Regions from separate parts of the Mus musculus genome. Here region 1 is linked to region 2. A link is a loop called in an ENCODE intact Hi-C map of the cell type or tissue named here. Cell type or tissue: gastrocnemius. All regions are shown on one strand. Each heading gives the region's core, and the rest is flanking DNA. Links, peaks and the distances in the headings are about the cores only.

Region 1 (9,882 bases), core at 1-8,000, 1.3 Mb before region 2:
TTCTCACGCATGTGCCACCAGCACTTTACCAGCTGAATCATCACCCCCGCCCCAAGAAGCAGATTTCTTGATTGTAAATCTTGACTGTGGACATGGTATGTGTGCACGCATGTGTACGTGTGTGCATGTGCGTGTGTGTGCACTCCATATTGATGCCCTCGGAGTGTCCTCTTATACTAGGGTTTATGGAGAACTCATTACTAGCAAATGAGAACCAGGTCCTGATGGCCGGCCCCAGTGGTATCATCTGATCCCTGTATGCCTCTTCCAGATCGTGAGTATCCTGCCATCTAGAGCAGAGGCCAGAGGGTTTTTCATTTGGGCCTGTCACACCCATTTCATTCTGCCCCTGTTTTCCATGCACTCACATAGGGTCTGTAGTTACTGGCTTGTGTCTGCCAAATGTTTCTGAGGCCTGGAATGGAGAGAGAGCAGCAGAGGCCAGAGCGTTTATGCCATGGGAAAGGTGGCCTTTCGAAGGATCTTCCTCCTCCTTCCCCAGGTTCTCAGGCCCTACAGAATTCTCAGGGGGGCTGGCCGACTCTTAAGATGTAACTCTGGATAGCAGAAGGCTCTGACAGTCTCACGGATCAGCCTGGTACCCCCAACCCCAGCATTCATGCACACACACACACAATCCCTCCAGAACAATGCCACCAAATCATATTGAGCTATGGAACCAGAGCATCCAACGTCATGAAAGAACACAGAGGCCTTTTTCTGGCTGTTGGTGTGATCTCAATAGAAAGCCCTTCTCAGGCAGGAAGAAGCCATTCTTGTGCCATGTCCCTAACAAAAGCTGACCTCTTCTACAGTGGCACAACTGGGCAGGCCCAGAATCAAGCTGGGGTTATTTCCCCACCATCTCCATAGTCATAGCAACAGCCTTGATTAATGCCATGGCCCATTAGAGAGATAATGTCAGCCCTAATCAGAAACGCCTCAAGTATCTCTCTTTGCATTTTGGTAAATGGAGTAATCACATTACGGTTGGATGTGTCTGGGAGCTGATTGCTGTCTCGAAAGTCTGCCTGATTTTCCAGGTTAAGGGGTGTCAGGGGGCCCGAGCCGCAACTAATCATGGTGCATTGTTAGGAGCGCTGAGAGGGAAAACAGAAGGTACAGAGACAGATGGGGAGGTCCCTGCCCTGTCCCTCCTCCTGGGTCAACAGGGGATCCCTGGGTTGGTGGTCTATTGGCAGGGACTGCTTCCCTGAAGATGAGCTTAGTGTCTCAGAGGTGGTGCCCGTGCTGTGGATAAACACAAGGATGGAGAGGCACAGCTAGCATGAGCAGGCAGGGGCCTCAGTTGGGCCCGGCTTTCCCTTCTCCTTTTGCATCGAGCTGGTGATGGACAGCCAGCCTCGGGTCACGCCACTGGGCTGGAAAAGTGGCAGGAGAGAGCTCACTTTTGGCCTGGAGATAGGAAATGGCAGAGGTGACATGCACCCTGTGTAATGAGTGTACACTTGCCCTGTCACAATAGTCTTTGGCCTTTGGCAGGTTCTGCCTTGTGGGAGACTCTCTGGAAGCTTCTCGAGGGCAGAGTCTCGATGCATCTTGGGAGAGGATGACATCCCCTCCTCTCTCCTTTTGTTGCAGAGACACCAAAGGAAGGAGAGGTGATGGCTCTTAAGCCTGCACTCTCACCAGGAATGGACGCTCAGTTCCATCTCTCCAGAGACCCTTCCCATACCGCTACCTCTGTCTGCCTTCCAGCCTGGCTGCCTTTGTTTCTGTCGGTCCACAGGTGACAGTAACAATAAATCATAGCCACCCATATGGAGAGATTAAGAGGAGGACCCGAGGAAATATGCATCGAGCCCCTGGAGGCTATTTTCGGATGCTCCTGGGAGGATTTTTTTTTTCTTTTCTTTTGGAAAGGACTCACACAGTTAACTATTTATGACAGTTTGAAGGCAGAGCAGAAATAGGAGAGTGGTACTTGGTGTCCCTGCCAAGGCTGAGAAGTAAAATCTTCTCAGAGGTCTGAAGCCACTTCAGGGCCATTAAATTTACTGTCTGTTAGACAATATTTAATATCTGGAATAACATTTTATTTTGGGGCCCAGCAATAATTTTTCTTTTCAGTTTTAAGAATTATCTCGGGGCCTGCCAAGTTGACCAGATAGAACTGTTACAGGGTCACAATGTTGCCCCGTGGCCCTGTCCCCCATGAACTCAGATCCCTTGCCAGTGAGGCTGAAGTTCACCTCAGAGCTTTAAGATCAAGGTCCCAGGTCAGGGTTGGAGTAGCGGAAAGCTATGTGGGGAGACTGAGAACAGCCATTAGGCAAGAGGTTACCACATCATGAATCAGTCAATCTCTGTCTTCCATTTGTCTCTGCTCCAGACCAAACTTTATCTTCAAAAATCAATATCCTTCCCAGGAAGATGTTGGATTAGACACGTTAAAGGACCCAACATCACAGCTTGACCTAAGCTCTTACAGACTGGTGTTAGACGGGGTAGGAGAGAATAGATTTCCCAGGCTAAGATGTTTCTCTAACGGCTCTATAAAGCCTTACAACGGCCTCCCCTGGAAACATGCTCTGGACCATCATTGCTTATAAACACAGCTGATCAAGGGCTTGAAAGATAAATCAAATTGAAGATGTGGCGCCTTGACTCCCGCACAGCCACCAGCTTTGAGCTAAATCAGTGGGTCTCAACCCGTGGGTCACAACCCCTTTGGGGGTCAAATATCATATATTCTCCATATTAGGTATTTACATTATGACTCATAACAGTAGCAAAGTTACAGTTCTGAAGTAGCAATGAAAATAATTTTATGGTTGGGGTCACCACGACATGAGAAACTGTATTAAAGGGTCACAGCGTTAGGAAGGTTGAGAACCAGTGAGCTAAATGAACACAAGAGATTCACGGGGAATGCATTAGCATTGTGGTCATAGTGTCTACTGTCCCTGCAGGTACTCTTACCCTAGACACCACTGGTGTTGGCTGTCTAATCCTGGACCTGAGACTGATTCTGGCAGTGGCAAGATGTGCTGCAATCCCCACCCTCCCTCAGTCCAGTCTACTGGGTTTCCCAGGCCCACAGCTCTGACTAGCCTCTGTTGGCACCTCAGGCCTGTCACTTTCAGAAGCCTCCCACGCTCTCACATTGGTACCGTACATGTGTACTCTCCTTAGACACACAGATCTAATGATCTGCATATATCATCTGCTTGGCATCCACTCCTTCTTGACGCTTCAGTTTGCTCAATAGCACCTCACACTCAGTAACTGGCTACTTGGGTACCACCAATGTTGGGACTTGGGCTCTGTGAGTCCCTGCTCCCTCTGCAGATCTTGTGACTGTAGCTGATCTTGCTTCCGTTGATGGCTGTCTTCTTTGGTCCTAGCTCATCTCCTTTCCCTGACCGGTGTGGGCTGTCCTTATTGTTACCTTGTACAGAGTTTGTATGGGAGCCTAGCACATCGTGACCTTCCCATGAGCAGAAACCTCATGGGATTCCCTCCCCCTTGGTGTACCCCTGTCACCTAGCATCACAGCCAGCACAAAGTACGAACTCTGAACACGTATTTGATGCATGAATCAGAAGTGACATTGTAGCCCATTTCTGCAGAAGGGAGGGATTTACCCGTTCCAGTTTTGATGACCCATAGCTACCTGATGCCAATTGAATAGAAAGAACAAGGCCATTATCAACCAACTCTAGCAGGATTTATCACTTCTAAAGTAGTACCCTCTTCAGACAGACTGGTGCCCTTCGTGAACAAGTACCTAAGCACCTAAGACAGAGGTCAGTTCTTATCTGTCAATAACATCTCTATTCATCCTAGAGAGAGAAATATTTATTATCCAGAGGGGAAGAAACACGTGGTTGGAGGTGGCTGGCTCATGGCTGGTTTTATATGTGAGTGAGTCACCAAGTGGTTCTTCCCTTTAGTTTCCTCATCTGGAAACTGATTTCTCCCTCTGATTTATGATTCCATTAACAGATAATTCTGTCCCAAGTCCCAAAGCATTTGTTTTCTGTCCTGCCTTTTGGTCATACCACAGCACCTCAGGGGGAGAGCCTTTGCCTGACATTTTCTACATCACCACCAGGTGGCAGGAGCGTGCTGCAGTCCTTTGGTCCCAAACACAAAGAACGTGCGCTTTGGAGGTTGTCAAGAGGCTAGCTGTCTGAAGCAAAGGGCTAGCAGACCCTTCTGTTTGTAAAAACGTTGGCTTGTATGAAAAACAACAGCCGGATGACTACGCCTGGGTTCATCTAGGAGGGTATAAGCACATTCCTCGCCTACAGGGGGCTTCAAGTTTGCTGAGGGGGTTATCAAACTGACACTAAAATTTGACTATAGGAAGAGGACCGCTGAAGAAGAGCTTGGTTTGTGCTCTAGCCACGAACCATTTGTAGTTATCTAAATTTAACTTGTTGACATTAAATATAAATTAAAAAGAAATGCTGCTTCCTAGTCGCACTAGCTGCAGTTCCAGTGTGCGGTGGCTGCATGTGGTTAGCTGACTGCGTGGGACAGCGCGGACTCTAGGACTCCTGTCAATGCCTAGAGCAGGGTTCTTCTCAGCTGCAGCACCAGCACGCTTGACTCCAGGACTCTAGATGATTACCTGGTGTCAAGAGCAGGCTGTGGTGTGCATCACAGGGTATTTACCGTACCCACTTGAGAACCACTAGGCTAGAGGATATTGGAGAGGACCTGACTTCCGCAACGGGGAGGGAGACCGGTAAGTGTTCTAGAGAATAAACCAAGTGTGGTCACAAGGTGGGAAGAAAGTTCCCAGTTCAGACTGGAGGATGGTGGTGCTGGGGCTTCCCCAGGGAGTCAGCTCTCTCTTTGGCTTCACCAGGGAGTTATCATGCTATGCAAAGCAGCGCAGTGGCATCATTGAGAACGTGCCACGCGGCATCTTACTGCCTGCACCTTGACTTTGCCATCTATTTCTAGCTGGTCCAACCCCGAATTCACAAAAATAACGTCCAAAATTCGAAAAAAAAAAATAATGTCCACTTTATCCCCTTTGTTTTTTGTTTTTCTCTCTTTGGTTACTGGCTCTGGGAGGATGGTTGTTCCTCTGTGGTCCAGAGCAGGGATTTTATGTATCAATAAGAATTAGCTCAATCAACAGAGAGACTCAGGAGACTAGAGACAACAGTCTAAATTCATCCAGTACCCACAGAGATGGGTACAAAAAGCCTCGTTGTACTTCTTCTGCCCTTTGCGTGTAACTTCTAGTCTCTTCCCTCACGAGATGATCAGCTTCTTCTCCTGGTCTGTCACAGATAGTTCAAAGGAGCCTCTGGTCCCCCCTAGGGTGAGGTAATGCTTGATAATCCTTTTGGCTTCCTTACCAGCTATGACTGGTTCTTATGAATTCCAGCTCAATGTCTTACAAAGGGTTCACAATTCGTCTACTTTGTTGGGTTGAGCAAGGCCACAAAATTTAAGAACTGCTAGTCTGGAGGAGAACTGGCTTCCCTTGAGGCTCATGTCCACTTCTATTTTGTGCCATTTGGAACAGAGTCTGACTGATAACTTCACAGAGACCTATACTGATGGAGCGGGAACAGCCTGGTGCTCTATACATAGCTGGTCCCACCTCTACTAACTAGACTTCTTTTCTAATTTCTATTTCTCATTTATTACCAGGAGCTACAGACCTGATCCAGCCCCTCTCTTGTCTCCAGGCAACTCTTTTTTTTTTTTTTTTTTTAAAGATTTATTTATTATTATATGTAAGTACACTGTAGCTGTCTTCAGACACACCAGAAGGGGGAGTCAGATGTCATTACAGATGGTTGTGAGCCACCATGTGGTTGCTGGGATTTGAACTCTGGACCTTCGGAAGAGCAGTCGGGTGCTCTTACCCACTGAGCTATCTCACCAGCCCCTCCAGGCAACTCTTGGCTTTCTTGGGAAAGTGCAGTTCTTAGCCTCCAGCAGATGTACAGCGCATATTTGGTGTATGGCTGCTCACCAAAGACTAGGGAACACATCTGCAGTCAGACAAGTGCAGGTGCGCTGAGGCTGCCTGTGGAAGGGAGAACACAGAGTTTCTTAGTACGGGAGGATTTGAGGGGCTTGTGGAAGGCTGGGCTAGAGAAACATCTGTAGGTTTGCATTGGATGCCAACAAGATGTGAGCAGTTTGGCATCTCAGAAACGCTGGTGCAGTAGGCAAGAAGAACAAATTGAGGCTGGGTAGGTGTACCACTGACAAGAAAGCAACAATCTTCCAAAGAAAACATTTCATCTCTAGTATGGCCTCGATTCTGTTTAGTAGTAAACATTATTTATCACAGTTTGACTGACAACACGCTTGATTTTCGCTTCTTTAGTTCAATGCAAAAAAAAAAAAAAAGAAAAAAAGAAAAAATTACATAACTGAATGAATATTTAAGTTTGGCCAAATGTAGAAGCAATCACAGTGGGTGACAAACAAAACTGAGGTGCCATTTTTAAAGCAGGCAAAGTGATCCTTCGTATTATCTGTCTTTTAGGTGATTGCTTTTCACTGCTTTGCATAAAATTGGCCTTTAGTATAATGATATAATGCAGATGCATCTGAGGTTCTGTCTACCATGTTGGAATAAATAGTGGTTGATGGTTTCTGTTGTTAGCACCTTCCCCTCTCTCTTGTGATTGCTCATTCAAAAGCCCTGTGCAGTTGTCTGTGCTCCTCTTCAGATGTGGTCCCACAAACCACATCTTATCTGTGCGGAGCTAAGAACAAAGGGTCAATTACTTCCGGAGTGTTTCCCACCGTTTCTATTTCGACTCTCTTTTCTGGCAGTTGCGTTACCTCCTGCTTTCATGCGAGCTATTGTTGAAAGAGGGACCCTAAGGGTGGCACTTGATGATTGCAAGTTGGCCTGAGAGCTCATTAACCTTTACATCTTGCTAATTTTACTTACCAGTCTAGAAGGTTGGAGTGGAAAGGAAATCCCATCCATTGTGTTATTCCCTGGACCTTTTGTCATTTCGTTAATGTTTCTCCTCTGTGACTCACTCATAACCTTAACCAAATGCTGAGCGGGTCACCATGACAAAAAAAGAATTTCTCCACCTCCACAAGTCTTCACAATACACTAACAGCAGGATGTCAGACTGTTTTCAATATTACCAACCAAGATGGTAGCTACTTGCCATGTGCATTATCAGGTTGCTGTACCAGAAAGCATGGAGAGTTGGGGTGGTGAGTGTAAGACAATCAATAAAGATTTATAACAAACAATCCAGACATCAGGACATCCATCCTTAAAAGGAGGGTGGAATAGCTTTGAGAATGGACAGAGATGTTGGTGCTAAAAACATGAAGAGAAAATCCAAGACATCACCACAGGCAAAAAATAAATATGGTTAGAATTGGGGTGTGGAGCTCGAACAATCTAGATCATAGTTAATTCATATAGCATTGTGTCTGAGGGAAATGAAGAAGCAGTAGCAAGAAATTTGGGACAGCAATTGGATGGTGGAAGGTATTATGCTGCAATGCACTAGGCAAGAATAGTGGTAGTGCATGTGGATAGCCCTGGGGCTAATTGTATTTGATGTTAATTCTGTTCTCCTGTGAGGGGCTGCGAACAAGGAATGAGTCAGCACTCAGGTGATTTCTTGTAAACCTGCTTCCCACCTTAATTTATAAATAAAGGCTAGAGCCTGTGATTGGGCAGAGAAAGAGGGGAAGGTGGAGCTGAAGATTTTGGGAGAGAAAGAGAGAAGAGGATGATGAAGGAGGAGGGAGAAGGAAAGTGGAGCAGAAGCATGTGGCCTGGAGAAACCGCAAGTCATAAGGGGTCTCATAGATGGGGAAGATGGTAGTGTAGCGGTAGATCTGCCCAATCTAGGCACTCAGTATGTAATCATATTAATTGAGTTGTGGTTTTTTTTTTTTTCCTTTTTTTTTTTTTTTTTTTTTTTTTTTTTTTTTTTTTTTTTTTTGAGACAGGTTTTCTCTGTGTAGCCCTGGCTGTCCTGGAGCTCACTTTGTAGACCAGGATGACCTCGAACTCAGAAATCCGCCTGCCTCTGCCTCCCGAGTGCTGGGATCAAAGGCGTGCGCCACCACACCCAGCTGAGTTGTGTTTTCATTGCATGGGCTTATTTAGGTTGGGCGTACCACAACAGTAGCGTTGTGTCTCTTTGTCCAAGTTCTTGGTTAATTTTCTAAGGTGCTGTTTGTTTAGTCTTTAATAATGCCATCTGAGGTAGACAGGACCAGTTCTCATTCACCAAGGCAATTTGAAACTGAGAAGCTAATGTCTTGGCCAGAGAGGTCTGGCATCTTTAGAAGGAAGCATTCAGCCCTGGAGATATGGAAGTAAGAAAACACTTGCCCTTACTTAAAAAAAAAAAAAATCAGCATTTGTAGAATGATAAAGGCAGTTACTTATCACCTTAAGCTAAGAGAAGAGAGAATGTGTGAAAATGGAAGATCAAGTAGAGGGAGAAATAGACAGAACATGCAGCATGCAGCTCTGGAATGTCTGGGGAAGGACAAATGAGTGAATGTGTTCCTGCTGGGAAAGAATTGTGTATGGTTGGGTGGGAGAGAAAAGGAGGCAGTACTCAGCTAGTGGAGGTCCTTTATGGCTGACTGCAGTTTGGAGTCAGTGTTGCTTGCAGTGGGGAGCCAGGGAAGATTCTAAATGTGAAGATTTGCCCAGCTCCATTGGATCTGCATCACAGAAATAAGATTCTGACATCGGATAGAAACTTGTTAGAAAAGGCTAAAAGAGAGACACTTCAGAAAGCCAGTGACAATCATAGCCAGAACCAGATGCGGTGAAAGTAACAGGGCAAAGAAAGCTAGCTTAAGATGCAACGAAGACAATGTTGACGTTATGCCTAGATACGGGGACTTGAGAGAAGGGACGTTGAGGATACTAGGACCATTGCTAGATAGTCAAGTCATGAGTCAAGACAAAGAAACTAGACAGATGAATAGGAAGACAGGAGCAGATGGGGCCAAGATGAGAGTCTAGTTTTGGATATGCTGAGTATTATTATTGGGGTCACTGAGGAGAATTGTCCAGTACACAACTGTTCTAATTTGCTTTTCTGTTGCTGTGATAAACACCATGACCAAAAACAAGTTGGAAAGGAACAGAGTTATTTTAGCTTACAGGTAATGATTCATCATTAAAGGAAGCCATGGCAGAAACTCTCGGCAGGAGTGTGGAGGTAGGAACTGAGACAGAGACCACAAGAGAACACTGCCCACTGGCTTGCTTCAAGCATCACATTCAGCAACCTTTCTTTTACAGCTCAGTCCCACCTCCCTAAATAGTACCACAGACAGTGCGCTGGGCTCTCTTATGTCAACTAGCAATCAGGATGATGCTCCCAAAGACAAGCCCATGGTTTGATAGAGGCAATGTCTCAGATGTGTTGTCTTCTTCCTAAGCATGTCAAGTTGACAGTCAAGATTAGACATCCCAACAATTGAATATTTCAATTTACAAAAGATGAGACACCTGAGTGGCAGATCAAATTCTCTCAGGGGCATTTTTGTTTGGATTGTATAATTGATTCTTTTTATTAGAGTTCTGCAAAGCTACCATGAACACTAAATTAGGAAACACCAAGCCATTGCTCCTAGCAAAAGATAGAGTGGGGGGTGGGGTGTCTTGTGACTCTCACAACAGTCTCATCTTTATTTAATAGATAACCTTATTTATGTATGTTTTCATTTAAGAACATCTTTTTTTTAATATCATTGACTTGTGACTAATGAAATCATGGCCAACAACACTCCAACTCAACCCATAATAAAGCTTTTCTAAAATATATTTTCACCATAAGGCATAACACAGACTTCTTGTGTTTAAGACAAGAGAGTAGACAAAAATGTGAAGCTGATAAATTGATCATGAAAGTAAATGCATGTTTT
Region 2 (15,728 bases), core at 3,759-11,758:
ATCTGGTTTCAGGATTTTGGCCATTTGAGCAGTGTCAAGTATGGGTGCCATCTCATGGAGGGAGTCTTAAATCTAACTTTTTAAAGTGGTTAATTATACCCATAAGATGTGTGCCACTACTGCACCAGTATAGCTTGCGAGCAGGTCAGTACCTTCCTAGCACCATCATCACTAGTTAGTAGGGATGAGGCTTTCCAGTTAGTCAGGCACCATTTTGACTTGTCAGTGTCCGATGACAGATGTAAGCGTTGTTTTCAACAGTTGGGTTATCAGGTTGAGGAAAGCAATCAGTAGCTTTGGCAATAGCCTGTGATGTTGTGGGTGCAGGGAGGATGTCCATATGACTCTCTGGGCTAATGATTCAGCAAGATGTAGTCCATCCCTGGCACTGGAGGTGTTGATGTCTAGTTAGGTTGCTGTCTCCCTTATTATTTGGTATTATTTGGTGAGTGCATTTAGACGCCTTTCGTGTGTGTGTGTGTGTGTGTGTGTGTACTCGCTTGTGTGTTTTAGAAAGGCTCTTAAGCAGTATTCTTTTATATGGTTTTTCAAATGCCCTTTAGTGTGAGTCGTCCCTCCCCATATTCCCTCCTGTGTCTTCTCTCGAATTCCCCTTACTAAATTCTCCTATTCTAAGTAGAAGTTTTCCTTTTCACCTCTCTATAATACTATATTCTATTTTCCCTTCCTCTGAAGATCCACTTCTCCCCTCTGGTCCCTTATTAGGTACCTAACCTCTGTGGTTATTTGGAATTTAGCACACAAACAGAAAATTTGAAAGCTGTCTTAGTTAGGGTTTCATTGCTGTGAGAAGAAACCATGCCCAAGGCAATTCTTTTTCTTTTTTAATTAGGTATTTTCCTCATTTACATTTCCAATGCTATCCCAAAAGTCCCCCATACCCTCCCCCCCCCACTCCCCTACCCACCCAATCCCACTTTTTGGCCCTGGCATTCCCCTGTACTGGGGCATATAAAGTTTGCAAGTCCAATGGGCCTCTCTTTCCAGTGATGGCCAACTAGGCCATCTTTTGATACATATGCAGCTAGAATTCAAGAGCTCCGGGGTACTGGTTAGTTCATATTGTTGTTCCACCTATAGGATTGCAGTTCCCTTTAGCTCCTTGGGTACTTTCTCTAGCTCCTCCATTGGGAGCCCTGTGATCCATCCAATAGCTGACTGTGATCATCCACTTATGTGTTTGCTAGGTCCCAGCATAGTCTCACAAGAGACAGCTATATCAGGGTCCTTTCAGCAAAATCTTGCTAGTGTATGCAATGGTGTCAGTGTTTGGAGGCTGATTATGGGATGCATCCCTAGATATGGCAGTCTCTAGATGGTCCATCCTTTTGTCTCAGCTCCAAACTTTGTCTCTGTAACTCCTTCCATGGGAATACCCAAGATATAAGTTACAATTTGCAAAACACATAAAATTCAAGAAGAACGAAGACCAAAGTGTGGACACGTTGCCCCTTCTTAGAATTGGGAACAAAACACCCAAGGCAATTCTTATAAGACAACATTTCGTTGGGGCTGGTTTACAGTTTCAGAGGTTCAGTCCATTATCATCGTGGTGATGATCATGGCAGTGTGCGGCAGACTTGGGGTGGAGGAGCTGAGCGTTCTGCATCTTGATCTAAAGGCAGCAACTGGAGACTGATGGGAGCCAAACCTATTCAAACCACACCTACAAATAAGAGAAAAACTACAACTGATCAAAGAATAAAAAAAAACAAACTATAGTCAACATTATATAATAAGGAAAGTACAATTAAAACAAAATAAAATACTCTACAAATGAAATCAAAGAGTACAAAAAAAACTATGTTCAACATTATATAATAAGGAAAGTACAAATTAAAACAATAAAATACTCAGGCTTTGCTTATAACACAGGCTAAAGGGAAGAAAAATGACTATTATCTAGAGTTGATAAGAATGTAGGGAAAGACAGTCCTCTACCAAAGTAAATGGGAGTTCAAACTGATGTAGTGATTTGGATGGAAATGTGTAATATTTATTGAATTTTAGAACATATAGAAGCCGGGCGTGGTGGCGCACGCCTTTAATTGCAGCACTCAGGAGGCAGAGGCAGGTGGATTTCTGAGTTCAAGGCCAGCCTGATCTACAAAGTGAGTTCTAGGACAGCCAGGGCTACACAGAGAAACCCTGTCCCGAAAAACCAAAAACAAAAAAACAAAATAAAATATATAGAGCCACTTCTAAGAATCCATGCACAGAAACCCTTATACAATTTCCTAAAGGTATATATTTACAAGACTTTATGCTACACAGAGGATGGCCTTGTCAGGAGGAGAGGCCCTTGGTGCCCAAGTATAGGGGAGTGCAAGGGCAGGGAGGCAAGAGTGGGTGGGTGGGTGGGGGCACACCCTCATAGAAGCAGGAGGGGGGATAGAGGGTTTCTGGGGGTGAAATCTGGAAAGGGGATAACATTTGAAATGTAAATAAATAAAATATCCAAAAAAAAAACTTTAAAAAATAAAGAAGAATGTTCACTACAGCCTTTGCATGAACAACACTATGGGGATCATTTTGTTCACCCATTAATAGAGCTATGAGAAAGTCAGGTCCATGGTTAAGTTTGATTGCTAGTTGATAAGATCTAAAATCTCCTAGAAGCTGAGATTAGGTTAGCCTTGGGGAACCTCTATGATGGATTAGGTTAATTGATGTGGGAAGACCTACCCTGAATGTAGGAGGCAGCATCCTCGAGGCTGGGGTCCACACATGCATAAAATGACAAAATAAACATCAACACTCCCAGCTCCCTGATTATAGAGGCAGTGTGACCAGCCACCTCAGGCTCCCGACACCGTGACTTCCTCCCCATGATAGACTTTAGCTTTGAATTTTGAGCCAAAATAAACTCATTTCCTTAACTTTCCTCAGTGGAGGCAAGAGGAATCAGCGGATAGAGTAGCAGTCGTATCGCTGTCCTAAGAGAACTGAAATGAAAGGGAGCAGAGAGACAGGCAGGGAGCAAGGGGAAGTCCTGTAATGCAAGCACTGGACAGGAAAGAAAACAGGAATAAAATAAAGTGGTGGTGGTTGAAGGAGGAGCAGGAAGGAAGGGAATCTATTTTTATATGAAGCCGTGGAGAGAGGCTTCTCTGGAGGGAAACACTGAACTAAGATTAGAATGACATTCTTAGCCAGCCCAGCATGCTCAAGGCCTCTCACACAATAGGAAGGATGGGTAGGGTGGTGTACAGTGTGGTTACAGGATGTTGTATAAGAGGGGAAAAGAACAAGAGGAGATTAGAAAGGAAGTCTGGCCCAACCGTTTAGCCTTTGAATTTTAGACTTGAGATGAAAAGTTTGGGTTTTATTCCTAAAGGAAATGGGAAGCCATTGGCATATCAAGGAGGGAGGGACATGACCTGCTTCACTGTGGTTGAAAGATGGCTCTGGAAGCTGGATGGAAAACAAGCTGTAAAACAAACAGCACTGGGAGGATGAAGAGGAGGGAGGAGGCCCTTGCAAGGTGTGCTGAGTTTTGATCAGGCTGAGGACCAGGCAGAGCATGAGGAATACCCAGATATGGCCCATGCTCTGAACATGGAGCCTGCACAACTCGCTAGGGCATTAAACTTGTAACCTAACATCAAAGAAAGAATCCAGAGTCCCCCCAGCTCAGGGCCTGGAAGATTCTGTGGGATGGTAGCACCCATTTACTAAAATGAGAAGCCTGGAGCCCAGCTAGTCGAAAGAACCAACAATGCCACGTGGGGCTTGCTAAGTTTGAACATCCTAAGAGGATGGTGAAAGAGCGACCCATGGCTCCAGCTGCATATGTAGCAGAGGATGGCCTTTCTGGAATCAATGGGAGGGGAGGCCCTTGGTCCTGTGGAAGTTTGGTGTCCCAGTGCAGAGGGATGCTAGATCAGTGAGGCGGGAGTGGGGTGGGTGGGTAGGGGAGCACCCTCATAGAGGAGGGAAAACCAGGAAAGGGAATAAAATTCAAAATGTAAATAAATAAAATAACCAATAAAAAATAAAAATAAAAAATAATTTAAATAAAGAAATGTATTTGCAAATTTACCGAAAAACATCTGAGAGAATACTTGCATACCAATGTTGGGCCTCTCCAGTAAGTGCATTTGGGGGTTCAGGGAGGGCACATGGATGAGAGGAAGTGCCAGACTCCACCTGTGTATGTGTGTGTATGTGTGTGTATGTGTGTCTTATGTGTGTGTATATGTGTGTGCATGTGTATTTATATGTATATATATGCATGTGTCTATGTATGCATGTGTATATATATATATGCAAAGTTTGACATTTTTCAATAAATCTGTATTACTTTTAAATTTTAATAAATATAAATAAAACAAGACTGGCTGAGTGATGATTTTTCTGATTTTTTCTTCAAACAAACGCCTTTCCCAGAAGGGTTGCCCTGGGAATGCTTTCCTCACCTCACACACAGTCTTCTCCTCAGCTGTCTCCACCTCACAGGTTGTACCCTAGGTCTCCAACCCAAAGACCTCCAGCTCCTCCTCCTCCTGCTCCTCCTCCTCCTCCTCCTGCTCCTCCTGCTCCTCCTCCTGCTTCTGCTCCTCCTCCTGCTCCTGCTCCTTCTCCTCCTGCTGCTCCTCCTGCTCCTCTTCCTCCTCCTGCTCCTCCTCCTGCTTCTGCTCCTCCTCCTGCTCCTGCTCCTTCTCCTCCTGCTGCTCCTCCTGCTCCTCTTCCTCCTCCTGCTCCTCCTGCTCCTCCTGCTCCTCCTGCTCCTCCTGCTCCTCCTCCTCCTCCTCCTGCTCCTGCTCCTGCTCCTCCTCCTCCTGCTCCTCCTGCTCCTCCTGCTCCTCCTCCTCCTCCTGCTCCTCCTCCTCCTCCTCCTGCTCCTCCTCCTCCTCCTGCTCCTCCTCCTCCTCCTTCTCCTGCTCCTCCTCCTCCTGCTCCTCCTCCTCCTGCTCCTCCTCCTCCTCCTCCTGCTCCTCCTGCTCCTCCTCCTCCTGCTCCTCCTGCTCCTCCTCCTCCTCCTGCTCCTCCTCCTCCTCCTCCTCTTCCTCCTCCCTGAGCCCTGCTAGGTTTCAGCTCTGCCGTGCTCCTCTCTGTCTACATCCAAACCTATCTTGTCCATTTATATATTTACTTGTTTCCCTAACATACCACTGAGGAAGCAGGAACCTCGGATAGTAATCTTCATAGGACAGTAACGTTTGAGACAATGGATTTTAATAAATAAATATTCTTAGTTAACAATGAACAATGAACAGGTACAAGAGAGATAGACCGCTCAATGGTTGCTTACTGTATAAGTCTGAGGACTGGTGTTTGGCTCTCCAGAATCCATGTGGATTCTGCCAATGCCAAGTGGGCTTGATGACCCACTTATAATTCCAGCCTAAAGAAGAGGACACTGGGGACCCTCCCCCCATGGAGTAAGGAGTAAGATGATAGACATCCCGTGGGGTTCTTGGTTTGATTGAGAGACCCTGCCTCATAGAAGAAGGTGAAAGAGCAATTGTAATAATTCCTGACATCAACCTTCAACCTTTACATGCACACAGAGCCTTGTGCATAAAAATCTGCATGTGCGCACGCGCGTGTGCGCGCGCGCGCACACACACACACACACACAGAAAGAGAGAGAGAGAGAGAGAGAGAGAGAGAGAGAGAGAGAGAGAGAGATATCAAGTATTCACCACAAGCAGGCACAGATGGTAAACAGATAAAAATGGACTCAAATTTATCTTCAAAGAAAAGAACTTCTACAATTAATTAGAGCTCAGGTCCAGAATTTCATCCAATATCCTTCCTTTTAATTTTATTTTATTTTATTTTATATTATTTTATTTGTTGTAGGTCTTTTGAGGCAGGGTCTCAGCTAGCCTCAAATTCACTATGTAAAAGAATAAACTTGAACGTCTAACCTTCCTCCTCACTATAAGTGAGCCACCACACCTGGTTTATGCAGAGCTGGCAAGCAAACCCAAGGCTCCAAGCATGCTAAGCAATCACTCTAGCGAAGGAGTAATATCCCCAGCCCAACAGACAACAACTTCTTCCCATTCCCCTCCATGCACTGCCCTGAGCTATATCCAGAGGTCCCAAGGTTTGGCAGGTAATTGATAGAAGAACCACAGGATTGCCCACTGAATCTGGTTTTTCTGGTGCAGCCTCCAAGGGTCTACTTCCTACCATTCTTAGAGTTCTCGCTTCCTTTAGACTCCTTCTAACTCCAACCAGCATATATTTAGTCCAAAACTTGGCTGCAAGCTCCATGCATCCCATTCAACCTCCTCTAGGTACTACTACTCTGAGATGCTCACCAGGTCATCAACAAGCACCCATCCTGACTCAGCCCCTGGATGGAGCACTAAAGATCAGGATGGATGGATTATAAAGACCCTCTCTGCTCACAGCCACACGTGAGGATTAACCTCGGTGATAGACAATTCGAGCAGCATGTGCTAATGGAGCCTCTTAGTATTCTCATAGACCTCACAAGCAGCTTGGTGGGTCCAACTTCCCTTCTCAAGCCCAACTGTTCAAAGACCCAGTAATCATGACCTGATAGAGACTAGCTAGCTGCCTGTGGACACTTGGGATGCTCTTTTTATGAGAGGTGTGTGTTAGTTCTCCGCCTTCCAAGCAGAAAAACTCCATCTTCCTCTCTTGCTTGGTCCTGGTGCCACTTTTAAGCAAGGGTGAACAGACATGCCTGGCGCTTTCTTCAGTCCATTCTGTGGTGCCGATTCTTTGCCCACAACCCTCCTTAGCTCAGTACAGATCAGCGCTTGCCTATGTGGCTACTGACCAACCACACCGGTGCAACTGAGAGACAGGCACAGAGCCAGGAGCACCGCAGGAGCTCAATAGCCCCGCCCACAGCCCAACACTACCACTCTCGGGGCCGTTCTGTCTCACTATCCCTCAGGACAGAAGCCTTGAGAGAGGAAGCCAAACCATGAAAAGATTCTTGGAGTTGTGGGAAGGAGAAGGCTGGATGAGCAAAGCCGACCTTGTCCCCAGAGCCTAGCACACGGTGCTCAGGGGCCACCTGCTGGCAGTTAGGGGCATATGTGACTTTGGGGGAGGAGCTCTTCAAGCCCAGCGCTCCTGTGCATGCACACAGGTGCTACAAACATGTCACACACACACACACACACACACACACACACACACCACAAATCTTACACATACAAACACTTATGTGCTTATACAGAACTATGTAAGATCATGCATACACACACATGAAGCCCTTAGCTTAAGAATGCAAATACGCAGACATAACACAATGCCCTATACTAATGTGTGTGCCTCTACTTACATACCCCAAAACACAAGCACACACATACACAAGTATGTATATGCATACCCTGGTCCCTGGTTTAGCCCCTCTCTCTACATGGCCTCTTTTGTAAGGTCAACCTTCCCAGATATGCCCAGTGAAGACAGAAGTCTCAGCGCTCACCCTGCACTGAGGAGTCCCATCTCGACCACTCTCCCTACCTTTTACCATCAGTCCATCCCTCCCCTCCCCCTTAATTCCAAAGGACCAATCATAACCCCAGAAAACTTAAAAGTATTTCAATGACTTTTGATTCTAAAGACCAAAACCAAAATCCTAATTTCTGTTTTGAATATGACCTACCTCTCCAGGATCAGGGCTCACCTCTTGACCTTCAGTGTCCCAGTTCTTCCCTGGCTGTGTTCGTCCCTCAATCAGCCACACCTTCTCCAAACTCAGACGTTTTGAATCTGTGCTTTCTACTACCCAGTCTCCTGTCCAGTCCCTGAAAGGCCTCCTTCCACTCTCTCTCAATGACACTTCTCCTTGGATGCCTTTTTATGCCCTAACATCCTCTTTGTGGGGGAGCTGTCTATCACACAGTATTGCTATTTATACTATTTAGTGATTTGCCTCTTTCTGCTCTGTCCCTTAAACTCCAAACTCGAAAAGGGCACGGAGGGACTTTGTCCCTTAATAATGTTTTTATATCAAGTTTCTACAGGTTGTGTATGCTACATTCGCTGATGATATATCAACCAAATCTTACTCCAAACGCATCTCCAATTCAACATACTCATGTCCCAGAGAGAGGTCGTAAGGATGGCACATCCTAACACAGCACAGGGCCACAAATTAAAGCCAGCACGTAGTCCTGTGTTGTATGTTAGTCCCTGTTCTGAATTCAAGCGATCTCATCATTTGATTGGTCTCAGGACTCAGAAGACCTGACTGGACATTTGTCCCTACCTTGACAAACCTGTGTCATTGTCTTCCTTGACCAAAACTTAACTATCTGATTGTTAAAGGCAGTGTTTATTTGACGTCTCTAATTAGTGAATAAATGAAAAAAAAATTTAAAATAAACAAAAAAGGCATAAGAATGATACTCATATAATTTTGTGCATGGAGGGAGAAGCATTCTAATCATGATACCAAGAATGAAAAGAATGAACATTGAGAGAAAGTCTGAGTATTAAACTTCCTTAGATCTGTTTAGTTGTCCAATATACAAAGAACAAGTCAGCCTTTGGGATCCATAGGACTAGGGGTTGGATAACATTGAGATAGGAAGCTGCTTTTACAGGAGCCATGACATGACAGGCATGGGGTGGGGGAAGGTTTCTTAAAAATGGCTGAGGCTTTCAAGACAATGACAGCAGAACATTAGGCCAAGCAGGGACTTTCCGCCACATGTGGACTTTAGACTCTGTACAGGCACAGGAGGAGCACACAGCCAACCCTGCTTCTCTACCCTGGAAAGTGCAATGATGGTCAAAGCTGGGAAAGATCTCTTAGAAAGCACTTCTTAAGGACCTCAGCAGTGCCCAACACTGAGAAGCCTGGAGCGTAGCAGAAGGAGCAGTCTGTGCGTTTTGAAAACAATAGCATGCTTATGCATCTCTGTAAGTAGCCTTCAGTGAGAAGCAGACATGCAAAAAGCCCGGGGAGTTCTCGTGTCCACAAACCACTTCGCCCATACCATCCAGAAACCTGGGGACATTTGCCTAGCATTTGTGCAGAGGTGGTTAGAGAAAACCCGACTGAACTTGCCCAGGTGCTATGAACCATGAGGATGCTGACAGAGCCAGGTGCCCCCTCGCGTCCTCTATTGTCTGTGGAACGAGGAGGTTGGCAGAAAGAAAAGGTTCCCCGGGGAAGGGAGATGCTGATACTCTGGGAATCCTGCTGAAGCACTTGTACTGAAATTGGTCTCAGAAGATCTAAGCTGAGAATCTGGCCCCGGTCTTCTTAGTTGAATTTTCTCATCTGTAAGGTAGGAATAACGGTAAGCCACTATGAGGACAAAATGAACTTCTGCAGGTCAAAGGGACCTAACCCGCATTCCTACACCTATAATCGTTTCTAACCATATTCGAATAAGAGCTGGCAGCCCTTTATGAGTGATCCAGGTTAAGGAATGGGGTTGAGGGAGGTAGAGATGTCTCTCAGTGTCGACTGTAAAACGACTATTAATTATAATACCAACATTAATTATAATGCAATCATTTGATCGGTCCCAGGACTCAGCAGGCCTGACTGGACATTTATTCCTACCTTGGCAGGCCTGTGTCATCGTCTTTCTTGAGCGAAATTTTAACTGTCTGATTGGCAAAGGCAGTGTTTAGCTGAAGCCTCTGATTAGTGGATAAATGAAAAGAAATCAAAACCTGCAGATACACCATCTTGTGCAGGGGGGTGGGGGCAGGAAGCGTTCTCATCAAGGTGCTAAGGGCAGAAAGAATAAGTAGTATCTATTAGAGTTATGGGGAGAATTAGATAACACAAATAAAACCTGTGTCAGGGGAGATAGCGCCTTGAGAAAATTCCTTGCCTCACAAGCCTCACAGACTGAGTTCAGATCTCCAGGGCACACATAAAGGCTGGGTTCAGAAACACAGTGCAATCCTGGCAGACAGAAGAGAATTGCTGGGAGCTCACAGGCCAGCTAGCCTAGAGAACACAACAGTGACCATCAGGAGAGACCAACACTAGAGCTCATACTCTGACCACCACATGCACACACAGGCGTCTGTAGTCACACATACAAAACCCAGGGCCAGGCCAGAGGAAGCATTCATTAGAAGCTTTATAGTGTCATCGCTTGATACTATCATCTTCACTTTATCTATGCGGAAAGAGCCAGTGGGACACAATGAGGGCGCGAGACTTGGAGACAAGGAATTCAAAATCCTGAGTGAAAAATGAACCTACATAATTGTTTCAGGACATGTCCTTGTGCCAGTCACTTAACTTCCTTTTCTTCTCTGTAGAATGAAGATGATAAGAGCCATCTCTCTGGGTGTTACTCAAGGTCACACAGGTGTTGAAAGGACATCATTATCTATCAAGAAACAAGTGTGTATGGGTGTGTGTGTGTGTGTGTGTGTGTGTGTGTGTGTGTGTGAGTAAGTGTGTGTGTGTGTGTGTGTGTGTGTGTGTGTGTGTGTGTGTGTGGGAGGGAGAGGGAGAGAGAGAGGGAGAGAGAGAGGGAGAGAGGGGGGAGAGGGAGAGAGTGTGAGTGAGTTTGTGAGCGTGTGTCTTTACTAGAATAGCTTACAACTAAGAAGGGCTGGGTAGTCCAAGAATGCCACCTATTAGACAGTCTGAGAAGCTGCACTGCTCAGTTCACAGGCTAGCTGCATCAGCAGTCCTAATTGGGTACTAACTAAAGTCCTAGGAGATTCTTTGACAGTTGATGATCTTCACTCCATGTTGGAATCCAAAGAAGGTGGAGCCCGGCGTGAGCAGCAAAGGATGGAGGCTCCACTGTTGAGCACTTAGCAGGTGTAAATGCAGCAGAGAAGTAGCACCCTTTTCTCCCTGGTCCTTGCTATCCACAGTCCTACTTGCTCCAGGGAAAGGCCTATTCTCAACTAATCTTTCTTACAAATACCCTTGGCAGACTCACCTTGAGCTGTGTTCTTTCCTTGATTCCAGATCCAATCCAGTTGACAATCAGAGTTAGCCATTGCAGAGAGCAACCTCCTGGCCTAAGAAAAGGAAAGGCCAGGAGGAGGCTAGCTTCTTCTACTTGGGCTGCCGACACAAAGCATCAGATTGGCTAAGCAGCCACCAGTAACAGGAAGACCAGAGGCCTGGATCAAAGTGTTGTAACAAAAGTTGGTCTCTAGTGACATCCTCTTGGCTCAAGGGTGGATGGGACGGCAGCTGATCACTGTATCCTCTCCTGGCTTTTGTGTGCACATAGGGAGTGCCGCAGGTGTATTCCTCTTAAGGAACATGACCATGAAGCTAAGACCCCATCTTGACCTTCCTCAACCTTAATTTCCTGCACCACACACTGCTCCACTGCAAACAGGAGCTTCAACAGAGGCAGAGGGCAGGGGCAATTCAGTTCATAGTACAGACCATGTAATATGCATTAAATCCGGAATAAAGAGCTTCACTAGCGAGGAATGCTCTGGAAAGCAAGACCACTTTCTTCAGTGGGCCCTGAGGCTTCCCTTGGTGATAGTCCTCGAGCAGGAAGCACTGAGAGAAAGGGTGGCTGGGATGCTTCCCATACCTTCTGCCCTCTTCTTAAGTTAACCTCACATTCAGTCTGTGTCTGGCCACCGTCTTCTCCTTGATTTCATCACTGAAGTGGTTGGTTTACCCATGGAGAAGCAAGCAAAAAAAAAATTATTTTTGAAAAGTGAAGTTTTAGAAAAACTAAAGTATCTGAGGTCCCTTCAAAGCCCATGAAGGGGAATGCTCTTAAATAAATATTTGAGTCGACTCAGATTTTAAACAGCAGAGATGGAGGGAGTCATTTTATTGCCGAATTATTAAAAAGCTGTTTATCCCCAACTGAACAGAATCACAGATCAAATCCAAATGGCAGGAATGCGAACGGGGTTTGGGAGAATACAGTGAGAGTGTCTGGGGTAACTGCTCTGGAAGCTGAAGAGCTTCGGCGTGTTAAATTAAGTCCTCTGGCACCTTTTAAAATCTAAGAAAATCAGCTGCATGTTTCTTTAACAGGCTCGAGTTTGAGTGAAAATAAACAAAACTTTTAAAAACTGTCCTGGCTTTGAAACTAAATACCTGATCACAAACTATTTCTGCAATACCCACTGCCCTTGAATGCTTACAATTTATTCATTCGATAAATATTTATTCCACTCTTACTATGTGCCAAGACAGAACATCAGATCCTGGTGATGTCATCGGAGATGAAAACAGACATTGCCTGGCCAAAAGACAGATCAACCATTGGCACTGGAAACTAACTGCCTGGAGTGGGAACCCAGAAGTAGCCTGATCCCCAAGCAGGTACTGGGTTAGGAACTTAGGTCAGGGACCAGACATGGACCAGACACGTGAGCTGAGGTCACAGTGAGTGAGATTGCAATGGCCTACATCTCTGACTCTCAAGGAGATTGATACTGCTTTGAGTCTGCCCACTTGGGAGGAAAAGATATGCCTGCCTCTGCATTATGGTTCCTGCCTCTGTTAGGATGGATGTGAGGCAGAAATGACAGAGAGACATCCATGGAAGCTGACCAAGAGAAAAGTAAACCAGAAAGTGAGAACTGAGTTGACTGGAGCCCACCTGGTGACAGCGGAGTGGACACGGCCTCTTTTGTACACAAGCATTTTAAAACTCCTGAACCAAACATAAACCACAGAGTCTCAGGACCCAGCCGATTTGGAATGTTGCCTTCTGACTTTCAGGAACCCTGTATTGTCTCATACAAGAATTATTCTGGCCTTTTGTCAGGATGCTTGCTATCTTGACTGTGGGAGAAAACCAAGAAGAAGGGGAAAAGATAAAAAATACCTCTGTGTGTGTGCATGTGTGACACATGCGTGCTCACCTGAGTGCATATATCTGCATAGCATGTGTCTAGGAACCCACAAAGGCCAACAGAGGGTGTTGGGTCCACTGCAACTGGAGATACAGGCAGTTGTGAGCAGCCCAAGGTGGGGGCTGAGAACCAAACCTGTGTCGTCTACAACAGAAGCAAGTGCCCCTAACAGCTACGTCATCTCTCCAGCCCCTGGTAAGAATTTCCTTGAGTATTACTCTTTCTGTAAGCATACAACCTAAATGATGTATATGTTTAAGGGGAGAGGCTGAGGAGGATGAAGACAAAGCTAGCCCAGAGACCAGATAGGCCTGTTTATGTCCGACATATCTGCTCTATTTAAAAACAAACAAACAAACAAAAAACTCAGAGTATTTTTATGATAGACCTTTATGTGACTTCCACTGTGTGTGTGAGAGAGAGAGACACACTCGTGTGCAAGAGCATATATAGTGATTTTTTTTACCAATGTGCCAATTCCCAAAGTAGAAGAGACCCAGAAGCCCACTTCAGCAGGACCACATCCTCCTTCTTTGCTGCCTGAATGTCTCCTGTAATAAATAGCCCGATGAGTTTTCACCCCACGCATCTTCAAGTCCTCAATAGATAAGGAATTCATCTAGAACATCAATGCCTGGCATTCACTGAGCATATACTAACAGCTGGCACTGTGCCAAACTCTCCTCTTGCATTGCGTGGTCTGCTACATCCCCATTTTACAGATGAAGCATCCATGGCCTGGAGAGATCCAGGAACATGCATGAAGTCACAGAGCCAGCTGGGAGCAGAACCAACAGCCCCTGGCTCTAGGTGGAAGGGTATAACGTGTGCTGGCCGCCCAGACGCTAGCTGCTTTCGAGCCTGCTCTGCAACGGGTGGTACTGACCCTCTCTCCTGCTGCTGAGCCGGCTGCTCCTGTGCTGGGTAATGGGACTCTTTAGCAAGTTGCCACATCTGCTGAGCCCTAAGTGGCCTCTGTGGAGATCCTACTCATTCATGCTGTGTCTCCTGCTGGAGCTTCACAAAACAGGAAAGCACTTGACTGGATAAAGCGCCTCGGGTGTCAGAACACAGCAACAGATTCCCCTTTTTTTCTTTGCTCCACATCCAAGTACCTGGGCTCCACAGAAGCACATACACTACAGAGCTGGAGGCAGGTGGTTCCCAGGGCCAATCTTCAGACTTGGCTAACCCAGCAGAGCCAGAGTTGCCTGGGGTGTTTGGGGAAATCCTAGCTCCTTTGGCAGAACACAAATCGGTAGATGTAAGCCCAGGAGTCCATGTTTTTTACAAGTTACCATGGGATTCCATTCGGAAGTAAAGAAACCTGTCGTTATAAAGAAAGAAAATCCTAGCTCACAGAGAGCCATTTCTATCTCAAATTCACAGGGCTCAATTCCAGCTGGTTCCATTTGGACACATTCCCTTCAGTCCTGATGTTTCTAAGTCAAAAAGAAAAAAAAGAAAGAAAGAAAGAAAAACTGTCTTGAGACAGCCAGTTATTAGTCAAAGGCAAGGACAAGAATACATAATCCATATGACAAGAGATGCTATTAATCAGTAATACACATGGGGAAATGTTTAATCCCAATATCTATTAAAAATGCAATCAAAACAAGGCAGAGCATTTTATAGCCATCAAATTTAAGACCAGCGATGCCCAACTTTAGGGAGGTTATAATGCAGTTGGTTCATTTGCACACTGCTTGTAACCATTTAAACTGATAGAATATTTTGCAAAACAATTCAGCACCGTAAATCAAGGGCATTGGATGGGGTCTTATAAAAATGTCTGTCTGCTCTATGGCAAGGACTTTGCATGTGACTGAGTTCTGAGGTACAAATAAGTCTTGCTTGTTGCCTTTCAAAGACACAAGGTACGTGAGAGTCATGATTCAATGATAAAAGTAAGTAGTAATGATGCATATTGTTTATATCATTGAGGAGGGCTTCTCAGCTCTGCCTGGCAGTTCACAAAAGGTGTACCTGGGAAGGCTGAAACTCCATCTAAATCTGAAGGAATGGCAATTCTACATGTGAAGAAGTTTGGGGCAAGCACTATAGGCAGAGCAGATGGCCTGAGGAGACACTTGGAAGCTTGCAGGCATTTCCAGTATGCAAGACACCAGAGGAAAGTTCATGGCCACTGGCACTAGAGGGCACCGGATCAGGGCGATAGAGCCTCACTTGTGGTCTGCTAAGGGTCCTATAAGTGATATGGAGGGAGTTGCAAAGATGACTCAGTGATTAAGAGCACTGACTGCTCTGCTCTTCCAGAGCTTCTGAGTTTGAGTCCCAGCAACCACATGGTGGCTCATAACCATCTGTAATGGGATCCAAGGCCCTCTTCTGGTATGTCTGAAGACAGCTACAGTGTACTCATGTATATGAAATAAATAAATAATTCTTTTTTTTTTTAAAAAAAGTAAGTTATAAGGAATCAATGGTATCCATTAGGTAAAAGAGTTTTATGCAAAGGACAAGTGTGAGTCTTAGAACTTTGTGGCTGTTGTGCAGATGACATCAAAAGGACAAGAGCAGAGAGGTTAGCCAGGAATGTGGCCACAATCCAAGCAAGGGGAACAGTGAAGGCCTCACAAGGTAATGAAAATGGGCAGTGGAATAGAAGCCCTCAGCAGAAGGACGGAAGGTGTAAGCAGTTGGTTTCTGAGGCCAGCGGAGGCCGAGATTTAGATCTGAGTGAAGGATGTTAAGGGCATGGGTTTTTTTCTATCACAGCCTGGAAGTCCATGGAAGCAAGCAGGAGTGAGCCACTAGAGAAGCAGGGTTGCAAACCAACCTTGACAGAGGCCTGAGCTAGTCTTTGGCAAGCACTGATACTGACAGAATCCTTCAGAGTCATCCCATATTGAAGAGACAGAGGGTCTGTACGTTACTATATCGGCATAGAGATGTCCCGGGTGAGGGAAATCCAA

What was found. A loop is a pair of places that touch in the nucleus more often than their neighbours do. Peaks named below come from ENCODE experiments on the same cell type or tissue, not always from the same donor. Only the 100,000 strongest peaks of a DNase experiment are listed, where the experiment ranks them.
Region 1: a loop joins it to region 2, with 15 times the contacts of the local background. A loop is called at or near these places in 21 of 42 quality-filtered maps.

What each region holds. Positions count from the first base shown.
Region 1 is chr4:55,234,873-55,244,754 of GRCm38, reverse strand. Gm34231 (a long non-coding RNA gene) reads right to left here. Exons shown (of 3, transcript XR_390581.4): 3 at 5,819-6,022. It also overlaps the pseudogene Gm12508. Among named protein-coding and RNA genes, the nearest start is that of Gm34231, 32 kb to the right of the region's middle. In gastrocnemius, for the core only: a CTCF peak has its summit at 4,072 (motif pointing right); DNase peaks (open chromatin) are centred at 1,333 and 4,087.
Region 2 is chr4:53,922,884-53,938,611 of GRCm38, reverse strand. No RefSeq gene overlaps it. Among named protein-coding and RNA genes, the nearest start is that of Gm33840, 21 kb to the left of the region's middle. In gastrocnemius, for the core only: a CTCF peak has its summit at 7,017 (motif pointing left); DNase peaks (open chromatin) are centred at 6,851 and 6,985; H3K4me3 peaks cover 339 bases; H3K27ac peaks cover 297 bases.